Linked DNA regions of Mus musculus: region 1 is linked to region 2. The links are chromatin loops, found by intact Hi-C in ENCODE. Cell type or tissue: left cerebral cortex. All regions are shown on one strand. Each heading gives the region's core, and the rest is flanking DNA. Links, peaks and the distances in the headings are about the cores only.

Region 1 (12,241 bases), core at 1,405-9,404, 69 kb after region 2:
TTATTTGCTACTTTCTCATGTATTAAACTTTATATATCTGGGTTTATTTTGAGGTCCTTGATCCACATGGACTTGACCTTTGTACCAGGTAATAGATATGGATCAATTTGCATTCTTCTACATGTAGACCACCAGTTAGGCCAGCACAATTTGTTGAAGGTTATTTCTTTTATCCATCGAATGTTTTTGGTTTCTTTGTTAAGTGAGTGTCCATATGTATGTTCATTTATTTCTGGGTCTTCAAGTTTATTCCATTGATTGACCTGTCAGACTCTGTACCAATACTATTTGTTTTTACTCTCTATTGCTCTATATGTGCTACAGCTTGAGGTTGAAGAATAGTGATTTCCCCCAAATGTTCCTTTGTTGAGATTGTTTTTTTCTATCCTGGGATTTTTGTTTGTTTGTGTGTTTGGTTGGTTTTTTTTTTATTTGTTTTTGTTTTTGTTTTTGTTTTGGTACAGTATTTCTCTGTGTAGTCCTGGCTGTTCTGGAACTCACTCTGTAGACCAGGCTAGCCTCGACCTCAGAAACCCACCTGCCTCTTCCTCCCAAGTGCTGGGATTAAAGGTGTGCACCATCACTTCCCAGCGGGGATTTTTTTTAAATTATTATTTGTATTTTTTTATTTTTACTTTTGTTTTGTTTTTGTTTATTTCATATGAAGTTGAGAATTGCTCTTTCCATGTCTTTGAAGAATTGTGTTGACAGTTTAATGGTTATTTCATTGAATCTCTAGATTGCTTTTGGTAAGAAATCATTTTTACTGTGCCAGTCTTAGCATTCCATTAGCATGGGAGAATTTACTATCTTCTGTGTTCTTTGATTTCTTTCCTCTGGGATTTCAAGTTCTTCACATACAGATCTTTCACTTGCCTGGTTAGAGATAGCCTAAGAATTTCTTATATTATTTGTGGATATTGTGAAGGGTTTTATTTCCCTAACTTCTTTCTCAGCTCAATTATCATTCGTATAAAGGAAGCCTAATGATGTGGTTGAGTCCATTTGAAATCCAGCCATATTGCTGAAGTTGTTTCTCAACATTAGGAGTTCTATGGTAGAATTTTTGGCATCTGTTATGTATACTATTCATATAATCTGCAAATAGTAATACCCTGGTTTCTTCCTTCCTAACTTGTATCCACTTTGATGTTCTCTGGTGTCTAGCTAGAACTTTGAGTACTATATTAAATAGATACTGAGAGAGTGGGGCAGCCTTTTTTGTCCCTGATTTTTGGGGATTGCTCCTAGATTCTCTCCATTTAATTTGAAGTTGGCTGTTTGTTTGCTATATATTGCTTTTATTATGTTTATGTGTGTGTCATGAATTCCTAATCTCAAATATTTTTTGGGTGAAGTAGAGTTGTAATTTTTCAAATGCATTTATAGAATATTATAGGTTATGATGTGAGTTATTTGAGTTTGTTTATATGGTGGATTATGTTGATGGAATTTCATATCCTGAGCCATTTCTGCATGCCTGGGATTAAGCATAATTGATCATGATGTATGATGCTGTTGATGTATTCTTGTATTTAGTTTGTGAGAATGTTATTGACGATTTCTGCATTGATATTTATAAGCATATTTGGGCTGACATTCTTTCTTTGTGTGTCTTTGTGTGGTTTAAGTATCTGAGGAACTGTGGCATCATACAATAAATTAGGTAGGTTTCCTTATGGTTCTATTCTGTGAAATAGTTTGAGGAGTCTTGGTATTAGCTCTTCTTTGAATGTCTGGTACAATTTTGAACTAAAACCATTTTTTTGTGGTTGGAAGGTTTTTAATGATTGCTTCTATTTCTTCAGTGGTTACAGGAGTGTTTAGATGGTTTACATGATCTTGATTTAACTTTGGTAAGTGGTATCAGTCTAGAAAATTATCCATTTCATTTAGATTTTCTAGTTTTGTTGAGTACAGTTTTTGTAGTAAGACCTGAGATATATATATATATATATATATATATATATATATATATATATATATATATATATATGTTTAATTTCCAGAGTTTCTGTTGTTAAGTCTCCATTTTAATTTCTGATTTTGTTCATTTTGGTACTATCTCTGTGTCCTTTAGTTAATTTGACTAAGGGTTTATCTATCTTGTTGATTTTCTCAAAGAACCAGCTCTTAATTTTTTTTTGATTCTTTGTATAGTTCTCTTTGTTTCTAACAGGTTATATCCAGACATGAGTTTGATTATTTCTTCCCTTCTACTCTTGTTGGATGTGTTTGATCTTTATCTTCTAGAGGTTTTAGATATATGATTAAGTTGCTAGTGTAGGACCTCTCAAATTTCTTTATGAAGGTTCTTAGTGTTGTGGATTTTCTTCTTAGCACTGCTTTCATTGTGTCCCACTTATTTGGATATGTTCTGCCTTAATTTTCATTGAATTCTCAAAAGTCTTTAATTTTGCTGTTTATTTCTTCATTCATCAATTTATTATCAAGTAGAAAGTTATTCGGTTTCCATGATTCTTGTTTTTATGGCTATAGAAGTTCAGCCATTGTCTATGGGAGAGTATGCATAGAATTATTTGAAACTTCTTGTATGTGTTTAGGCTTGTTTTGTGTCTGATTTTATTGTCCATTTTGGAGAAAGCTCCATGAGTTACTGAAAATTTATATTCTTTTATTTTAGAGTAAAATATCCTGATGTTATATAATAAAACCATTTAGTTCATAACTCCTGTTAGTTTCAATCTCGTTCTGTGTAGTTTTGTTTTCCATGATCTCTCCATTGGTGAGAGTATGGTGTTTACATATCCCACTATTACTATGTGAGGTTCAGTGTGTGTTTTGATCTTTAATAAAGGTTTTCTTTATGGATGTGGATACTCTTGCATTTGTGGGATAGATGTTCAGAATTAAGAGTTCATCTTGGTGGATTTTTCCTTTGTTGAGTATAAAGTGTCCATCCTCATCTCTTTTGTTATCTTCTGGTTGAAAAATCTATTTTATTGGATATTATAATGGCTACACAAGTATTTTTTCCCATTTACTTGGATTTTTTTCCAGCATTCTTCTCTGAGGTAGTGTCTGTCTTTGACACTGAGTTATGTTTCTTGTATACAGCAAAGTTCTTGATCGCATTTATTTATCCAGTTTTTTAGCATATTGGAGAATTGAGCCCATTGATGTTGAGAGATATTAAAGACCAATGATTGCTATTTTCTTGTAAGATTGTTGATGGATATGGTATTTGTATGTGTGGTTCTCTTCTTTTTGGTGTTATGAGATGATTACTTTCTTGTATTTTCTTGGGTATAGTTACACTAATTTAGTTGAAGTTTTCCTTCTAGTATCCTTTGTAGGGTTGGATTAGTTGAAAGGTGTTGTTAAAATTTGGTATTGCCATGGAATATCTTGGTTTCTCCATCAATGGAGATTGAGTATTTTGCTGGGCAATGTAGCCTGGGCTGATATTTCTGTTCTCTTAGGGTCTGTGTGACATCTGTCCTGGATCTGCTGGCTTTTAGAATATCTTTTGAGAAGTTTGGTGTATTCTGGTAAGTCAGCTTTTTTTCTTTATAGCCCTTTTTATTCCTTCTTTGTTCTGTGCATTTAATGCTTTGATTAGAAAGGGATGGGAGGATTATCTTTTCTGATCTAATCTATTAGGTATTCTAAAGACTTCTTCATTTTGGTCATCTCTTTCTTTAGGTTAGGGAAGTTTTATTTTATGATTTTGTTCCAGATGTTTTCTTGATTTTTGATAGGGAATCTTCACCCTCTTTTTTCCTATTATTCTTAGTTTTGGTCTTTTTGTGTGTCCTGGATTTCCTTGGTGTTTTGAGTTAAGAGCCTATTATACTTTGTTTTTCTTTGACTGATGCTTCAATATCTTTTATACTTGAGATTCTTTTATACTCAAGATTCTTCTATCTTTTTTATTCTGTTGGTAATGCATGCATCTGTAGCTCCTGATTTCTTTCCTAGGTTTTCTGTCAGGGTTTGTGATTTCTTTATTCTTCTGTTTCCAGTTTCATGTCATTAACTCTTTTGTTCATTTTTTTCACCTACTTGATTTTGATTTCCTATATTTCTTCATTTCCTCTTTAAGTGCTTCTACCTACTTGCCTCTTTTCCTGTATTCCTCTAAGGAACTTATTTATAGCCTACTTAAAAGGCTTCTACCATCTTCATGAGATAGGATTTTAGGTCAGAATATTGCTTTTCACATATGTTATGGAATCCAGGCATTGCATGGTGAGAAAAGTGGATTGTAATAGTGCCAGATTACATGTTTTCTCTTCCTTATGTTCTTGTGCTTGCCTCTTGCTATCTGGTTGCCTCTGGTGTTAATTCACATGTATGACTCTTACTAGATCCTCCCTGTTTGGATGCAGTAGAGCTAATGACCTGGGTTAAGTCAGGTCTTATGGAAGGCAAGAAGTGATGTTTATGTTGGGGGACTGGGGCTCTTGTGTCCCTCATTAGAACAGGCCTCCTCTGTTCCTTTTTAGAGCAGTCCTCCTATGTCCATGCTTAGGGAAGACATCCTGTAATGCTGTTTTGCGTGAACTTCCCAGGAGACAGTCAGGTTTCGGGGCCCAAGGATAGGATCTTTCCCAGTTCCAGAAGGAGGTACAGACTAGAAGGGCTATGTGGCTCAGGAAGAGCAGGATACACCCCAAATCTGCTGGTCTCTGTGCAGTGAGAGGGTCTTGGTTGGTGTGCTTTTTTGGGTCAAATGTTTCAAATGTGTCCCTGGTTAAGGCTGACTTCCTGAGAGACAGGTAATATATGTGGTATGAAAGAGGGGCAGTCACACATCTGACCAGGGTGAAGGTACATATCAGAAAGAAGATTGGGCTCCTGTAGAAAAGAGAGATCCCACATCTGCTGGACTCTATGAAGGTCCCAGTTTACTTGGGTTAGTGGGACAGAGGTCTCACCTGTGTCCCAAGTTATGGCAGACATCCTTGGAGGCAAGCATGCTATGGGGTGTGGGAGAGAAGACAGGCAGCAGATCTGTCCCAGAGGGAGGTGTAGATCTAAAGGATGATTGGCCTATGGCAGAGGGGATAGACCCATTTTCTGCTCCGTGGGATTTTCAGCTGACTTAGGTATTGGGGCAGGGGTCTCAACTGTGTCCCTGGTTACAGCAGACCCCTTGGACACAGACAGGTTGTGGGGTATTGGAAAGGGGCAGGCAAACCCATCATCTCAGAGTAGAGGTACAGATTGGAAGAAAGTAACATCTTACTTTTTAATGATAAAATTCTAATTTATTTAGGAAGTTATTATGTGTACACAATCAACAACTGATTTAGAGTTTGAAAGAATATAGTACAGTACTTATATTTTCCCCTAGCTAATGGGTTTCTGCATTGCAATTCTTCTTATTTCACAACACATAAATTGAAAAGGAAGAACTGACTTGAGTCTGTTTCTTTGATTATAATATGTAGGAATACCTAATTTTCTACTTGAGTGTTTGTCAATATGATCATACAATGTAAAATTTGTACTGCAGATTTATTAGTGATAAGATGCCAGTAATACTTAATTCTTTACACTGTAAAAATTAAAAGATATATTATATTAGCTATCAGTTTTATTGGTATGTAATAGAAATGAATCTGGGCACTTTGTGTTTATGGGTTCCTAAGGTAACCATTGTTCACTGATTCTCTTCCAGAAATGGTTCCCCAACCAGCATCCCATGTTAATAGAATCATGTATTCACTATTTAATCCTATTAGTAACAAGTTTCAAATAATAAATGGAATGGGTGCTCCAGAGCTCAATTAATTTTCACTATTGTGTATTTAAAGACTTTATGTAGATTATGGATTAGAGAAATAGTAATGTCTAAAGTAAAGCTCTGGAGAACTCATCTGAAATTAGATTTTGGATAATAATTCATTGCATTTGTGGAAAAAATACTTCCTTGACACAGTGGGATATTTTTGCACAGTAATACGCACTCTACATCTCAAATTTGAGGCATAGTTTTGAACACATGAAATTTTATAGCTTTAACTCAATGACAGTATTTTATATACATGCATTTTTAATTAAGTATGTGTTTAAATTTTTAAATAAAAATTAATTGTGTTTATCTAAGCTAATTCACTTAAGGCAATTATATTGATGGCAAATGTATACTTAAGCAGAAAGAGTTTACATGAGCTTTTTGTACAAGTAAATGAAAAATAAACTTTATTCAGTTAATTGGCTTACAAACTTTATTCTCCTTTAGATCTGATTGGAGGACATGGCAGCCGGAAACCACTGCACAGTGACTGAGTTCTTCTTAGTTGGGCTCTCAGAGAAGCCAGAATTCCAGCTGCCCCTCTTCCTCCTCTTCCTTGGAATCTATCTAATCACTGTGACAGGAAACGTGGGCATGATCACACTGATTGGGCTTAGTTCCCACCTGCACACCCCCATGTACTTTTTCGTCAGGAGTCTGTCCTTCATTGACTTCTGTCAGTCCACAGTTGTTATTCCTAAAATGCTCATGAGCTTTCTGACAGAGAAGAACATCATTTCCTACTCTGGATGCATGGTTCAGCTCTACTTCTTCTTCATATTTGGTATTGCAGAGTGCTACACGTTAGCTGCAATGGCCTATGACCGATATGTTGCTATTTGTAACCCCTTGCTTTATAATGTAACCATGTCCTATCAGATTTACAATTCTCTGATTTCGGGGTCATATATTTTTGCTGTGGTCTGTTCATCCTTAATCACTGGCTTCATGTTTAGGATTCAGTTCTGTAATTTAGATGTGATTAACCACTATTTCTGTGATCTTCTTCCCCTCTTGAATCTTGCATCCTCTAATATCTATATCAATGAAATATTGATTCTAGTTATTGCTACACTGAATGTCTTTATCCCAGTGATGACCATTATTACTTCCTACATCTTCATTATTGCCACCATTCTCTACATTCACTCCAGTGAGGGCAAGTTCAAAGGGTTTAGTACTTGTAGTACCCACATCTCTGCTGTTGCTATCTTTTATGGTTCAGGAGCATTCACATACTTACAGCCCTCATTACTGAATTCTATGGGCCAAGCAAAAGTGTCCTCTGTGTTTTGTACTACAGTTGTACCCATGCTGAACCCCTTCATCTACAGCCTGAGGAATAAGGATGTCAGTTTTGCACTGAAAAAAATATTTGAAAGAAAAAAATTCATGTAAGCAGAAATCATGTGAGAATTATTCACCACAGAAAAATAATTAAAAATGCATAGAAATATTTTTGACTCCACCTGTCATTATTATTACATATTTCCTAGGATCCTTTAATAATTTTACAATTGGTAATTGCAACTTAATTTTTGAGTACCTAATATATTATATGTTTATCAGAATAAGAAATGTATACAAATAGTATAGTTTACACAAATTGTTACGATCATAGATGATGTCCCTTCATTTTATGTATATTTTTCTTCATATTTGATAGACTTTAAAAATATATAAACCTCTTTCTAGTTTACCACAAATGACACCTTTTAAAAAATTATTTCTTCATTTTTAAAACTCCAGATTTTATTCCCTCCCTGTACATCCTCTGAATGTTCCACATCCCATACCTTTCTCCACCCCCTCACCTGTTTCCATGATAATTTCACCATCCCCCATTTTCTATCCCATGAGAACTCTCTATTCCCTGTGGACTTCTGTCTCTTGAGGATTTGGTGCATCTTCTCTGTCTGAGTCCAAATCCTGCAGTCCTCTGCTGTATAATTTTACAATTAAAATTAAAATGTAGGGGGGTTCCTGGTTGGTGTCTCAGTGTCTGAGATAACTCACAGGTTCAGGTTAGTTGACAGTGCTTATCCTCCTATAGGGTTGTGTCCCTCCTCAGCTTCTTCCAGCTTTTCAATAATTCAACCACCAGGGACAGCAGCTTCTGCCCATCGATTTGGTGTAAATAATCTGCATCTGAAACTTTCATGCTTGTTTTATCTTTCAGAGGTGAGTCATGGCAGGTCCCTTTTTGTGAGCACACTACAGCATCAGTAATAGTGTCAGGCCTTGGAGCTTCCCCTTGAGCCTGATCCCAATTTGGTTCTGTTGCTCAAACTCCTTTTGCTTTGGCTCCTCTCCATTTTTACTCCTGCAGTTCTTTCAGACAAGCACAATTCTGTGTCAGAGTTTTGACTGTATGATGACAACCCCATCCCTCAATTGATGCCCTGCCTTTCTGCTGGAGGTGGCCTCTACAAGTTCCCTCTTACTAGTGTAGGGCTTTTCATATAAGGTCTCTCAGTTAGAGTCCTGAGAGTCGCCCACATCCTAGGTCTCTGGTTTATTCTGGAGGGTTCCCCCCACTTTCTACCTCCCAGGGTTGCCTGTTTTGATTCTTTCTGTTGGCCCTTGTCTTCAGTCTTGCCCCCTCTCCCAATACCTGATCATGTTCCCCTCTTTTCCTCCCTGTCTCCTTCTCTACACAGTTCCCTCCCTCCCTGCCCCATCCTGAGATTGCCCTCTTCTCCCTCCCAAGAGGGATTGAGGATTGAGACATACTCACTTGGGCTCTTCAGTTTAACCTTTTTTACGTTCTGTGGATTGTGTCCTGGGTATTCTGTACTTCTTCTTCTTCTTCTTCTTCTTCTTCTTCTTCTTCTTCTTCTTCTTCTTCTTCTTCTTCTTCTTCTTCTTCTTCTTCTTCTTCTTTTTTTTTTGATAAAATCCACTTATTAGTGAGTACATACCATGCATTTTAAAATAATTTTAATTCATTTTTCAGAATTTGATATATAAGTGCTGTAACTATATCTGTTCCCTTGTCTCCATTCAACCATTCCCATGGTCACTCTGCTATCTCTCAATTAATGACGTCTTCTCCTTTAATCCATATATACTCATAGGAAGACATATTCTGTTCTCAATAATTCTTATTTTCCCACTTTTCTTCATCTCAGAATGGGGTGCTTGATATTTGTCAGTTCTCCTTTGGAGAGCAGTGTTGTTTGTCTTTCTGGCTCTGAGTCACCACCATCAATCTTTTCTAGTTTCACTTATTTACATGAAAATTTCAAATTCTTATTTTTCTTGACACCTACATAAAATTCTACTCTATTTTCATGATCACTCAATTATGTATAGTTCATTTAGTTCACTTCCACTTCTTTGCTCTTGAGAATAGCAGATGAAGTATGGCTGAGCAGTTAACTGTTGTGTAGAATCAAGTCTTTGGTCATAGGCCAAAGACTGAAATTTCAGGGTCATATGTTACTTTATCTATCTATCTATATATCTATCTATCTATCTATCTATCTATCTATCTATCTATCTATCTATTGGCTTGTTTACACTCTTACTTACTTATTTATACCACCACAGCAAATTCAATAGAAGCTGCAGCAGTTAACAAAAATTTCAAAAGTGGACAAAGTTTAGTTAACATTTCTCAACATCCTCTTGATATATATGTATATGTACATATTTGTATTTTATATTCTCGATTTTATCTTAATAAGATAAGTTGAAATCTGAAATTTGCATTTGAGTTTTGTTTGTTTGTTTCCTAGTTTCTTAGTTTCATTATAATAGGATAGTAGAGATTGAGTAATTTTCCATACCACATGGGAATTTGTATATATGTTTACAGGACATTATGGTTCTGTGTCCTTGGTTTTGATTGGGAAATAAAGTTTCAAGCAGCCAATGGCTGGGCACAGAGACAGAGGCAAGATATTTAGTATTCTGATGCAAGAAATACAGCAGAGGCAGAAGAAGAGAGTCCAATATGAGAGGGGTGTAGGACAGACCATTCCTTGATGGCAGAAATTCAGGTGCAAAGGGTAAAGCAGCCCTGGAAGAGTTACCCAGAAGGGTCTGGAGCAGTAAAGGTAAAATATAGACTTAGAGAGAAAAAACTCTGCATGGTCTTTCCTTCAGTCTCTGCTCCGTATTTTGTCTCTGTATCTCCACCCACATGTATTTTGTTCTGTCTTTTAGGAAAGACCAAAGTACCCATACTTTGGTCTTGCTTTTCTTGAGCATCATATGGTCTGTAAATTGTATCTTGGGAGCCGGATGTGGTGGTGCATGCCATTAATCCCAGCACCTGGGAGGCAGTGGCAGGCAGATTTCTGAGTTCAAGGTCAGCCTGGTATACAAAGTGAGTTCCAGGACAGCCAGAGCTACACAGAGAAACCCTGTCCTCCGCCCCCCCCCCAAAAAAAAATTGTATCTTGAGTATTCTGAGCTTTTGGGCTAAAATCCACTTATCAGTGAGTGCATATCATGCATTTTCTTTTGTGATTGGGTTGCCTTACTCAGCATGAAATTTTCTAGTTCTATCCATTTGCCTAAGAATTTCATGAAATTCACTGTTTTTAATAGTTGAGTAGTACTCCCCTGTGTAAATGTATCACATTTTCAGTATCCATTCATCTGTTGAAGGACATCTGGGTTCTTAACAGCTTCTGGCTATTCTAAATAAGGTTCCTAAGAACATAATAGAGCATTTGTCCTTGTTATATATTAGAACATCTTTTGGGTATATGCCCAGGAGTGGTATAGCAGGATCCTCAGGTTCCAATTTTCTGAGGAACTGCCAAACTGATTTCCAGAGTGGTTGTACCATCTTAAATCTCAACAGCAACTGAGGAGTGTTCCTCTTTCTCTACATCCTCACCAGCCTCTACTGTCACCTGAATTTCTGCTTTTGGACAATCTGACTGGTGTGAGGTTGAATCTCAGGGTTGTTTTGATTTGAATCTGCCTGATGACTAAGCATTTTGAACATTTCTTTAGTTGCTTCTCAGCCATTTAGTATTCCTTAGTTGAGAATTCTTTGTTTTGCTCTGTACTACATTTTTAATGGGGTTATTTGGCTCTCTGAGGTCTAACTTCTTGAGTTTTTGTATATATTGGATATTAGCCCTATGTCAGATGTAGAATGGGTAAAGATATTTTCCCACACTATTGTTTGACATTTCATCCTATTGATAGTTCCCTTTACTGTATAGAAGCTTTGTAATTTTATAAGGTCACATATATCTAAACTTTACCTTAGAGCATAAACCATTTGTGTTCTTTCAGGAAATTTTCCTATGTGCCTATGTGTTTAAGGTTCTTCACCACTTTCTCTTATATTAGGTGCAGTGTTTCTGGTTTTATGTGGAGGTCCTTGATCTACGTGGAGTTGAGATTTGCACAGGGTGATAAGAATGGATTGATTTTCATTCTTCTAAATGCTGACCCTCTAGTTGAACCAGCACCATTTGTTGAAAATGCTGTCTTTTTCCCACTGGGTGGTTTTAGCTCCTTTGTCAAAGATCAAGTGAGGATAGGTGTGTGGGTTAATTCTGGGTCTTCAATACTGTTCTATTGATCTACCTGTCTGTCTCTGTACCAATACCATGCAGATTTTATCACTGTTGCTGTGTAGTATAGCTTAAGGTCATAGATGGTGATTGTCCCAGAAGTTCTTCTATTGTTGAGAACAGTTTTTGCTATCCAGGGTTTTTTGTCATTCCAAATGAATTTGAGAATTGTTCTTTCTAACTCTATGGAGAATTGATGTGGAATTTTGGTGGGGATTACATTGAAACAGTAATTGCTTTAGGTAAGATGATCATTTTTACAATATTACCCCTGCCAATCCACAAACATGGGAAATCTTGCCAAATTTTTGAAATCTTTGATTTCTTTCTTCAGAGACTTGAAGTTCTTTTCTTACATATCTTTCACTTCCTCAGTTAGAGTCACACTGATGCATTTATATTACTTTTGACTATTGTAATATGTGTCATTTTCCTAATTTTTCTCAGTATGTTAGTCCTTTGATTATAGGAACGCCTACTTTTGATTTGTTTGAAGTAACTTTATACTCAGTTACATCGCTCCTTTGATTATAGGAACGCCTACTTTTGATTTGTTTGAAGTAACTTTATACTCAGTTACATCGCTGAGTTCTTTATCAGGTTTAGGAGTTCTCTGGATCCATACCATATACAGTTAACAAACCTTAAGGTTACAACTTACAACATTCTAAGAAAAAAAATATTGCATTTTCTGTTTTAAATATTAGTCTTATCACCAAGGGAGAACTAAATCTTTGCAAAATACTTCATAAGGTTCATAACTTACAACATTCTTAGCACATACTACAAAGAATAAATCTATTGAAAGATTTTGGAGAATCATATTATGTCAGACAGTCATAGTTTTAGACAGTCTATAAAAAGAAATGTATATTTATCAAATGACAGAGAAAAGGTGCTTAGTGGCATTCTTTCAAGTAGAATGAAGAGCATT
Region 2 (12,241 bases), core at 1,426-9,425:
TGGTCATTTGTGTGTCCTGGATTTCCTTGGCATTTTTAGTTAAGAGCCTATTATACTTTGTTTTCCTTTCATTGATGCTTCAATATCTTTTATGGTATTTATTTTTCTATCTTTTGTATTCTGCTGGTGATGCTTGCATTTGTAGCTCCTGATCTCTTTCCTAGGTTTTCTGTCTGGGTTTGTGATTTCTTTATTCTTCTGTTTCCAGTTTTATGTCATTAACTGTTTTGTTCATTTCTTTTACCTACTTGATTTTAATTTTCTATAGTCCGTCAAGGGATATCTTAATTTTCTCTTTTAGTGCTTCTACCTATTTGCCTCTTTTCTTGTATTCCTCTAATGGAGTTTTTATAGCCTCCTTAAAAGGCTTCTACCATCTTCATAAGATGGGATTTTAGGTCAGAATATTCCTTTTCAGGTATGTTATGGAATCCAGGCATTTCATGGTGAGAAAAGTAGATTGTAATAGTGCCAGATTACATGATTTCTGTTGTTTATGTTCTTGTGCTTGCCTCTTGCTATTTGGTAACCTCTGGTGTTAATGCACATGTATATCTCTTACTGGAGCCTCCCTGGTTGGATGAAGTAGAGTTAATGACCTGGGTTAGGTCAGGCCTCCTGGATGGCAGGAAGTGCTGTTTATGTTGGGGGAGTGGGACTCTTGTGTCCCTCATTAGAATAGGCCTCCTCTGTCCCTGGTTAGAGCAGTCTTCTTATGTCCATGGTTAGGGCAGATGTCCTGCGATCCTGTTTAGGGTGAACTTCCCAGGAGACAGTCAGGTTTTGGGTTCCAAGGGTAGGATCTTCCCCAGTTCCAGATGGAGGTACAGAATAAAAGGACTATGTGGCTTAGGCAAAGCATGATACATCCCAAATCTGCTGGTCTCTGTGCAGTGGCAGGGACATGGTTTCTGTGCTTATTGTGTCAAATGTTTCAAATGTGTCCCTAGTTAAGGCTGATCTCCAGGCAATATGTGTGGTATGAAAGAGGGGCAGTCACACTGATCTATCTTACCAGGGTGAAGGTACATATCAGAAAGAAGATGGGGCTCCTGTAAAAAAGATAGATCCCACATCTGCTGGACTCTACGAAGTCCCAGTTGAAATGGGTTAGTGTGAAAGAGGTCTCACCTGTGTCCCAAATTATGTCAGACATCCTTGGAGACAAGCATGCTATGGGATGTGGTTGAAGAGACAGGCAGCAGATCTGTCCCAGAGGGAGGTTCAGATCTAAAGGATGATTGGCCTATGGCAGAGGGGATAGATCCACTTTCTGCTCCGTGGGATTTTTCAGCTGCCTTAGGTATTGGGGCAGGGATCTCAACTGTGTCCCTGGTTACAGCAGACCCCTTGGACACGGACAGGCTCTGGGGTATTTGAAAGGGGTAGGCAAGCCCATCATCTCTGAGTAGAGGTGCAGATGGGAAGAAAGAAATGTCTTTAATGACAAAATTCTAATTCATTTAGGAAGTTATTATGTGTACACAATCAATAAATGATGCAGAGTTTGAAAGAATATAAGACAGTACTTATATTTTCCCCTAGCTAATGGGTTTCTGCATTGCAATCCTCCTTATTTCACAACATATAAGTGGAAAAGGAAGATGTGACTTGAGTCTCTTTCTTTAATTTTAATATGTAGGAATACCTAAATTTCTACTTGAAAGTTTTTCAGTATTAACTTACAATGCAAAAATTGTACTGCAGATTTTTTTGAGTGATAAGATGCCAGTAATACTTAATTCTTTACACTGTAAAAATTAAAAAATATATTGTATTAGATATCAGTTTTCTTGGTATGAAATAGGAGTGAATCTGGGCACTTTGTCTTTTTGGGTTCCTTAGATAAACACTACTGACTGATTCTCTTCCAGAAATGGTTCCCCAAGCAGCATCCCATGCTAGTAGAATCATGCATTCACTACTTAATCCTAGTAGTACCAAATTTCAAATATTTAATGCAATGGGTGCTCCATAGCTCAATTAATTTTCACTTTGGTGTATTTAAAGACTTAATGTAGATTATGGATTAGAGAAATAGAAATGTCAAAATGTAGGACTCTGGAGATCCCATCTGAAATCAGATTTTGGATAATAATTCATTGCCTTTGTGGAAAAATTACTTCCTTGACACAGTAGGATATCTTTGCACACTAATACTCACTCTATATCTCAAATTTGAGGCATAGTTTTGAACACATGAAATTTTATAGCTTTAACTCAATGGTAGTATTTTATATAAATGCATTCTTAATTTTAAGTATATGTTTAAAATTTTTAAAAATTAATTGTATTTATCTAAGTTAATTCACTAAAGGAAACTATATTGATGGCAAATGTATACTTAAGCAGAAATAATTTACATGCGGACTTTTTGTACAAGTAAATGAAAAATAAACTTTAATCAGTTAATTGGTTTGCAAACTTTTTTCTCCTTTAGATTTGATTGGAGGACATGGCAGCAGGAAACCGCTGCACAGTGACTGAGTTCTTCTTAGTTGGGCTCTCAGAGAAGTCAGAACTCCAGCTGCCACTCTTCCTGCTCTTCACAGGAATCTATCTGATCACTGTGGCAGGGAACCTGGGCATGATCACACTAATTGGGCTCAGTTCCCACCTGCACACACCCATGTACTATTTCCTCAGCAGTCTGTCCTTCATTGACTTCTGTCAGTCCACAGTTGTTATTCCTAAAATGCTCATGAGCTTTCTGACAGAGAAGAACATCATCTCTTACTCTGGATGTATGGCTCAGCTCTACTTCTTCCTCATATTTGGTATTGCAGAGTGCTACACATTAGCTGCAATGGCATATGACCGATATGTTGCTATTTGTAACCCCTTGCTTTACAATGTAACCATGTCCTATCAGATTTACAGTTCTCTGATTTCAGGAATATATATTTTTGCTGTGTTCTGTTCATCCTTAAACACTGGCTTCATGCTTAGGACTCAGTTCTGCAATTTAGATGTGATTAACCACTATTTCTGTGATCTTCTACCCCTCTTGAATCTTGCATCCTCTAATACGTTTATCATTGAAATATTGATTCTAGTTATTGCTACACTGAATGTCTTTATCCCAGTGCTGACCATTATTACTTCCTACATCTTCATTATTGCCACCATCCTCTGCATTCACTCCAGGGAGGGCAAGTTCAAGGCTTTTAGTACTTGCAGTTCCCACATCTCTGCTGTTGCTATCTTTTATGGTTCTGGTGCATTCACGTACTTACAGCCCTCATCACTGAATTCTATGGGCCAAGCAAAAGTGTCCTCTGTGTTTTATACTACTGTTGTACCCATGCTGAACCCCTTAATCTACAGCCTGAGGAATAAGGATGTCAGTATTTCATTGAAGAAAATACTTGAAAGAAAAAAATTCATGTAAGCAGGAATCATGTGAACATTGTTTATCACAGAAAAGTAATTAAAAATACATAGAAATATATTTCGACTCCACCTGTCATTATTATTACTTATTTGCTAGGATCCTTTAATAATTTTACAATTAGAAATTGCAACTTAATTTTTGAGTACCTAATATGTTATATGTTTATGAGAATCAAAACATATACAAATATTATAGATTATACAAATTGTTATTCTTATAGATGACATCCCATCATTGTATGTATATTTTCCTTCATATTTGATAAACTTTACTTTAAAAATATAAACTTTTTGTTAATTACAACAAGTGATACCTTTAAAAGAATTTATTTTATCTTTTTTTACACTCCTGACTTTATCCCCTCCCTGTCCATCCTCTGAATGTTCTACATTCCATACCTTCCCCTACCCCCACCACCAGCTCCTTTCATTTTTCAGAATTTAATATGAGAGTGCTGTAATTTTAAGTGGTCCCTCATCTCCCTTTAACCACTCCCATGGTCACTCTGCTCTCTCTCAAATTAATGGCTTTGTCTCCTTTATTCCATATATGCCCATATGAAGACTAATTCTGTTCTCAGTAATTCTTATTTTCTCACAGTTCTTCATCTCAGAATGTAGTGCTTAAGAATTCTCAGTTCTACATTGAAGAGCATGTGTTGATACTCTTTCTGGCTCTGAGTCACCTCCATCAATCTTTTCTAGTTTCATTTATTTACATAAAAATTTCAAATTCTTTTTCTATTTACTTAAAATTCTACTGTATTTTCATTACATTTAATCATGTATAGTTCTTTAAGTCACTTTCATTTTTTTTGCTCTTGAGAATAGCAGTAGATGAAATATGACTAAACTGTTGTATAGAATGTCAAGTCCTTTGGTATTAGGACAGACTTGAATTTATTTATTTGTTTGTTTGTTTGTTTGTTTGTTTGTTTTTTTGTTTGTTCGTTCATTCATTCATTCATTCATTCATTCATTTGCTGGCTTATTTACACTCTTAGCTACTTATTTAACTCACCATAGAAAATTCAATTATAGTTGTAGCAGTTACCAAAATTTTGTATTCTTGATTTTTATCTGAATAGGGTAGGTTGAAATTTGAAATTTGCATTTTTGTTTTGTTTGTTTACGAGTTTGTTGCTTTCATCGTAATGAAATTGTTGAGATTAACTAATTTTCCATATTACATGAAAATTAGTATGTCTGCGTGCAAGATAGTGCGATTATGTGTCCTTGGTTTTGATTGGGAAATAAAGGTTCAAATAGCCAATGGCTGGGTACGGAGACAGAGGCAAGTTATTTAGGATTTTGATACAAGAAACCCAGGAGAGGAAGAAGAAGGGAGTCCAACATGAGAATGGTGTAGGACAGACCACTCCTTGATGGCAGAAATTCAGGTGAAAAGGGGAAAGCAGCCCCAGGAGAATTACTTAGAAGGATCTGTAGCAGAAAAGATAAAATACAGATGTAGAAAGAATAAACTCTTGATGGTCTTTCCTTCAGTCTCTGTTCCACGTTTTGTCTCTGTATCTCCTCCCATGGGTATTTTGTTCTGCCTTCTAGGAAGGACTAAAGCACACATACTTTGGTCTTGCTTCTTCTTGATCTTTATGTAGTCTGTACATTGTATCTTGGGTATTCTGAGCTTTTGGGCTAATATCCACTTATCAGTGAGTGCATATCATGTGTGTTCTTTTGTGATTGGTTTATCTCACTCAGGATGAAATTTTTAGTTCCATCCATTTACCTAAGAATTTCATTAATTCATTGTTTTAAATAGCTGAGTAGTACTCCATTGTGTAAATGTACTACATTTACTGTATCCATTCCTCTGTTGAAGGACATCTGGGTTCTTAAAAGCTTCTGGCTATTGTAAATAAGGTTTCTAGGAACATTGTAAAGCATTTGTCCTTGTTATATGTTAGAATATCTTTTGGGTTTATGCCCAGGAATGATATAATTGGGTCCTCAGAGAGTACTATGTCCAATTCTCTGAGGAACTGCCAAACTGATTTCCAGAGTGGTTTTACAAGCTTACAGTTTCACCAGCAATGGAGGAGTGTTCCTCTTTTTCTCCTTTCCAGCATCTGCTGTCACTTGAGTTTTTGACCTTAGCCACTCTAAGTGCTCTGATGTGGAATCTGAGGGTTGGTTTAATTTGTATTTCCATGATGAAAAAGATGTTGAACATTTCTTTAGGTGCTTCTCAGCCATTTGTTATTCCTCAGATGATAATTCATTGTTTAGCTCTGTACTGCATTTTTAATAGGGTTATTTTGCTCTCTGGGTTCTAACTTCTTGAGTTCTTTTTATATATTGGATATTAGCCCTCTATGGGATGAAGGTTTGGTAAAGGTCTTTCCCAATCTTTTGGTTGACATTTTGTCCTATTGACAGTGGCCTTTGCCATATAGAATCTTTGCAATTTTATGAAGGCCCATTTGTTTATTTTTGATCTTATAGTATAAGCAATGTGCGTTCTGTTCAGGAATTTTTCTCCTGTGCCTATGTGTTTGAGGTTCTTCCCCACTTCCTTTCATATTAGTTTCAGCACTTCTGGTTTTATGTGGAGGTCCTTGATCCACTTGGACTTGAGATTTGTACAAGGAGATAAGAATTAATTGATTTTCACTCTTCTCCATGCTGACCTCCAGTTGAACCAGCACCATTTGTTGAAAATGCTGTCTTTTTTCCACTGAATGGTTTTAGCTCCTTTGTCAAAGATGAAGTGATCATAGGTGTTTGGGTTGATTTATGGGTCTTCAATTCTGTTCGATTGATCAACCTGCCTGTCTCTGTACCAATACCATACAGTTTTTTTTTTTTCATCCACCACTTTGTTCTGAAGTTTTTTTTTTTAATTAGGTATTTTCTTCATTTACATTTCTAATGCTAGCCCAAAAGTCCCCCATACCCCTCCCACTCCCTTACTCACCCTGTCCCACTTTTTGGCCCTGGCATTCCCCTGTACTGAGGCATATAAAGTTTGCAAGAGCAAGGGGCCTCTCTTCCCAATGATGGCTGACTAGGCCATCTTCTGATAAATATGCAGCTAGAGACATGAGCTTTGGGAGGTACTGGTTAGTTCATAATGTTCTTCCACCTATAGGGTTGTAGACCCCTTTATCTCCTTGGGTACTTTCTCTAGCTCCTCCATTGGGGGCCCTGTGATCCATCCAATAGCTGACTGTGAGCATCCACTTCTGTGTTTGCTAGGCCCCGGGATAGCCTCACAAGTGACAGCTATATCAGGATCCTTTCAGCAAAATCTTGCTAGTGTATGCAATGATGTCAGCATTTGGAGGCTGATTATGGGATGGATCCCCAGGTATGGGAGTCTCTAGATGGTCCATCCTTTTGTCTCAGCTCCAAACTTTGTCTCTGTAACTCCTTCCATGGGTGTTTTGTTTCCAATTCTAAGGGGCAAAGTGTCCACGCTTTGGTCTTTGTTCTTCTTGGGTGTCATGTGTTTTGCAAATGTATCCTAAGTTTATGAGCTAATATCCACTTATTAATGAGTACATATCCTATGAGTTCTTTTGTGATTGGGTTACCTCACTCAGGATGATGCCCTCCAGGTCCATCCAGTTGCCTAGGAATTTTATAAATTCATTCTTTTTAATAGCTGTGTAGTACTCCATTCTGTAAATGTAACACATTTTCTGTATCCATTCCTCTGTTGAGGGACATCTGGGTTCTTTCCAGCTTCTGGCTATTATAAATAAGCCTGCTATGAACATAGTGGAGCATGTGTCCTTCTTACCAGTTGGAACATCTTCTGGATATATGCCCAGGAGAGGTATTGTAGGATCCTCCGGTAGTACTATGTCCAATTTTCTGAGGAACCGCCAGACTGATTTCCAGAGTGGTTGTACAAGCTTGCAATCTCACCAACAATGGAGGAGTGTTCCTCTTTCTCCACATCCTCGCCAGTATCTGCTGTCACCTGAGTTTTTGATCTTAGACATTCTGACTGGTGTGAGGTGGAATCTCAGTTTTTGTAACTATTGCTCTGTAATGCAACTTAAGGTCAGGGATGGTGATTTCCCCAGAAGTTCTTCTATGTTGAGAATGGTTTTCTCTACCCTGAGTTTTTTGTTATTCTACATGAATTTGAGAATTGTTTGTTCTAACTGTATGAAGAATTGAGTTGGAATTTTGGTGGCGATTACATTGAATTAGTAGATTGCTTTAGGAAAAATGCCTATTTTTACAATAATAATCCTGCCAATCGACGAACATGAGAGATCGTATCATCTTTTGAGATCTTTGAATTCTTTCTTCAGAGACTTGTAGTTTTTATCTTACAGATCTTTCACTTGCTTGGTTAAAGTTACCCCAAAGTATTTTATATTATTTTTGAGTATTGTAAAGGCTTTTTCGCTTCCCTAATTTATTTCCCTGTCTGTTAGTCCTTTGATAATAGGAAGGCTAATGATTTGTTGTAATTTTACACTCAGTCACATTGCTGAAGTTCTTTATCAAGTTTAGGAGTTCTCTAGATCCATACCATATACAGTTAACAAAACCAGACAACATTGTGGATGCCAAAAAGTTCTTGCTATTAGGAACAGGATATCGCTGTCTCCTGAGAGTCTCTGCAAGAGCCTGAGAAATCCAGAGGTGGGTGCTCATAGCCAACCATTGAATTGAGTACAGCATCCCCAATGGAGGAATTTTTAAAAGTACTGAAAGTACTGAGCGGGTTTGCAAACCCATAGGAGGAACAACAATATCAAACAACAAGACCCCCCAGAATTCCCAGGGACTAAACCACCAACCCAAGAATAAACATGGAGCAACCCATGGCTCCAGTTGCATAAGTAGCAGAGGATAGACTTGATGGACATCAATGGGAGGAGAGGCCCTTGGTCCTGTGAAGGCTGGATGACCCAGTTATGCCAGGAGGGGAAGCAGAAGTGAGTGTGTGGGCAGGGGAACATCCTCATAGAAAAAGGTTAAAGGGGAATGAGATAGGGGATTTTGGAGGGGAAGTCAGATAAGGGGATTACATTTGAATTTTAAATAAAGAAAATATCTAATAATAATAATAATAAAAACAAAATAACTTAAAAAGTCTTTAACAGTAAAAGAGTGACTGGGGGGAATCACTATTCCTGACCTAAAGCTTTATACAGAGCAGTAGTGATTAAAACTGCATGGTATTGGTACAGAGATAGACACCTTGATCAATGGAATAGAAGTGAAGACCCAGAAATAAAACCACACACTTAAAAGGACTTTATCTTTGACAAAGGAGCCAAAAATATACAATAGAAAAATGAAATCATCTTAAACAAGTGGTGTTGGGGCCGGCCTGTGGCTCTCATGTCCAGGTTCAAGCCTGGAAGGCATCTTGGAAATGGAAGAGAAGAGGGAATCTAGGCATGTAGAGAAATAATGGAACCAAGATAACTAGTCTGCTCAAGGTTCAAATTTTTAATGGTGGACATGCTTTATAGAGGAGAGGGGAAAGCCCATTCCTGCCAAATCATCCTTGGAGCCCAGCTGCAGGTGACCACTTGTAGGATCAGATGTAGACTCTGGAACAGCTAGGTCAACTTCCAGCAGGTAGCAGCAGCAGCAGTGGCAGAACAATAGAGTGATCCAGGGAGGCAGGCTCCACCATAGGTGATCTCCTTAGTGGTAAGCAAAGTTAAGGTATGGCTCAGCCTGCTTCAGGCTTGTGTGAGGCTACAAAATGGTGCTGGTCTTACTGGCTGTCAATATGTAGAAAAATGAAAATAGACCCATATTTGTCACCGTGCAAAGCTCAAGTCCAAGTGGATCAAGGACCTCAACATAAAACCTGATATACTGAATCTAATAGAAGAGAAATTGGGAAAGAGCCTCGAACTCTTTGGCACAGGGGAAAATTTCATAAACAGAACCCCAATGGCTCATGCTCTAAGATTAAGAATTGGTAAATCCACCCTCATGAAACTGGAATGTTTCTGTAAGGCAAAAGACAAAGCCTTTAAGACAATTCAGCCACCTACACATTGGGAAAAAGCATCTTTACTAACCCAACATTCGATAGTGGGCTAATATTCCAAAATGTATAAAGAACTCAAGAAGCTAGCCACCAAAACCCCAAACAACCCAATCAAAAAAATGGAGGATCAAACTAAACTGAGAATTCTCAACAGAGGAATCTGCGAATGGCTGAGAAACACCTAAAGAAATGTTCAAAATCCTTAGTGATCAGAGAAATGATAATCAAAATGAACGTGAGATTCCACCATATGGCAATCAGAAAGCAATTGAATGTTTCAGAGACCTGGAAAGTGACTCTCAGGATTAAAAGATGAACCTTAGATGGAATGCCCTACATTAGTGAGGGGGAACTTCTATAGCCTACCTCCAGCAGAAAGCCAGAACATCAAATGAGGAATGGGGTTGCCATCTCACAGTCAAAACTCTGACCCAAGATTGCTCCTGTCTGAAAGAACTGCATGGATGGATATGGAGAGGAGCCTGAGTAAAAGCAGGTCCAGCTCCTGGCCCAAAGTGGGATCCAGGTCAAAGGGAACCCCCAAGACCTGACACCATTTTTATCTATTATGGAGCTATGGAGCAGTCACAAAAAGACACCTAGCATGAGTACCCTCCAAAAGACCCAACAAGCAGCTGAAAGAGTCAGAGGCAGATATCTACACCAAATTAATGTAGAGAAGTTGCTGACCTCTGTGGTGGAATTAGGGGAAAGCTTGAAGAAAATGAAGAGAAGGATGATCTTTTAGAAGAACCAGCAGTCTCAATTCACCTAGATCCACAAGATCTCTGATACTGGACCACCATCCCAGCAGCATACAACTGCTGTTATGAGGCACCCAACACATATATAGGAGAGAACTGCCTGGTCTGGGTTTAGTCATAGAAGATTCACCTAACCCTGAAGAGACTGGAGGCCCCAGGGAGTTTAGAGTTCTGGTGTGGTGGGGTGGGAAGTAGGGACATCATAATGAAGACAGGGGCATGGGGAGGAGATATGGAATGTGGTATGTGGTGGGCTAGGAAAGGAATAACATCCATTTTATAAAATAAATAAATAAAAAGGAAAATCAAACAAAAATGCCCAGGAAATATATATTAAAAAAAATAGAGAAAGAATTAACTCAAGAATATCGGAAGGGGATCTATTAACCACATGGAGTTTCGGGCATGGTGGCTCACACCTTTAATCCTAGCACTTGGGAGACAGAGGCAGGCAGATTTCTGAGTTCGAGGCCAGCCTGGTCTACAAAGTGAGTTCCAGGACAGCAAGGGCTACAAAGAAACCCTGTCTTGAAAAACAAAACCAAAAAAAAAAAACAAAAAACAAACAAAAAAACAAAAACAAAAGCAAAAACACAAAAGAATGACGAGTCATTGAGTGAATTAAAGCATATTAAATTATAAAGATTTTTGTCTCTGTGTGTGTTTGTGTATGAGAGAGAGTGTATGTGTGCCTTCCCCCTAGCCTTGAGCTGGCTGAACAAGTCTTAGGAACTGGAGCTAGGCATCTGGCCTTGCTACATTTAGATCTGCCTGCCAGAGAACTGAGAATTGCTTGCCCACTGAGCCACTGAAGAGCTTACTTTGCAAGTCAATACAGCTTAAACAATCAACAGAACACAGCAGATACAAAGGGAGGGGTTGTTGGGTTTTCCCATATATATTCAGAGCTGTACATTAAAATTTGAGCCTTGATCAGAGAACTTTGTCTTTGCTCATTATTTCTCTTCCCAGTAACCTATGGCTGCTGGTAGCTACATCTCCCCCCCCCCTCTCTCTCTGTGTGTGTGTGTGTGTGTGTGTGTGTGTGTCTGTGTACTGTATTTCTATCTAGGATCCAGAACTTTGGGGCAGTTTTTAAGAAGGGGCACTGGAGAGGAGCCAGGATAGCATCCACTGAGAATATAGATTGGTTTAAATATTAACTGCAATGTGGGCTGTTCCTTATCACATTCAGTAGGAGATGGGTCTTCTTGTTCCTCATATCAAACTTTCAAAAAACATGCTCATATATAAAAGTAACTTTTATTAGTCTAATATAATTGTTGTCTCTAAGGTTTGCTGATTCCATCTGTTAACCCAGGCCTAGTCCTCGAAGAGTCTAGCCTCTCTATTAGTATAATCTAGGCCTAGAATATTTTCAGCCTATGAGACTTAGTGGTGAATAAAGTCACCCTTTCTAGCTCTTTTTGAACTCTGACTACATGGTTTAATTCACCTATGTGGCTCAAACTCCTTTCCTAGATGACTGATTCAAAGTGGTTTCTCTCACTTATGACTGAATTGCTTCACTTGACCTAAAACTAACTTTAACAATCTGTTCTCATCTTCTGGCCCTATCCCATTATCTGCTTAACTCTGTTTTCACCTTTGTCTAGCTTGTTCTCTCTTCAACCTGTCTTTGTATTACTCACAGAAAAACTGACTGTGGATCTGTCTCTGTCTCTCTGCCTCTGTCTCCATCTCTTCAGTTCTCTCTTCTGTCACCCCCTGCCCCTTCCTCTCTGTTCTTGTTAGAGTTAGGCATATCCTATTCTGTCAAATCTTTCTCTTATTTATCACTTCATCTTCCACTCATATTGGTTTCTAACATGCACTATTTCTCCTACAAACTAACTTAACCTTCAGTGTTCAGGATTGTAAGTGAGTTCTTTGGGTGTGTCTCTATTCCAGACAATGTAGACATGTTACTGGATTGGAATCCCTCTAAACTCATGAATACTGCCAAAGGTATATTTCCATTGTAATTCTTAAAATATTAGGTGACATTAATATAATTCATCATAAATATGGTGGCAAATGAGAGTTATTCTTAATTTTCAGTCTGTCAAATCTATTGTAGCTTGTG

What was found. Hi-C counts contacts between places; a loop is a spot of excess contacts. Peaks named below come from ENCODE experiments on the same cell type or tissue, not always from the same donor. Only the 100,000 strongest peaks of a DNase experiment are listed, where the experiment ranks them.
Region 1: a loop joins it to region 2, with 7 times the contacts of the local background. A loop is called at or near these places in 6 of 42 quality-filtered maps.

The regions. Positions count from the first base shown.
Region 1 is chr9:39,211,133-39,223,373 of GRCm38, forward strand. Olfr944 (olfactory receptor 944) reads left to right here and starts at 6,227. Exons shown (of 1, transcript NM_146507.1): 1 at 6,227-7,162. The coding sequence starts at 6,227. The coding sequence ends at 7,162. In left cerebral cortex, for the core only: no CTCF peak of the experiment used is centred there; no DNase peak of the experiment used is centred there.
Region 2 is chr9:39,141,647-39,153,887 of GRCm38, forward strand. It overlaps Olfr27 (olfactory receptor 27), which reads left to right. Exons shown (of 2, transcript NM_146829.2): 2 at 2,441-3,426. The coding sequence starts at 2,456. The coding sequence ends at 3,391. Among named protein-coding and RNA genes, the nearest start is that of Olfr943, 19 kb to the right of the region's middle. In left cerebral cortex, for the core only: no CTCF peak of the experiment used is centred there; no DNase peak of the experiment used is centred there.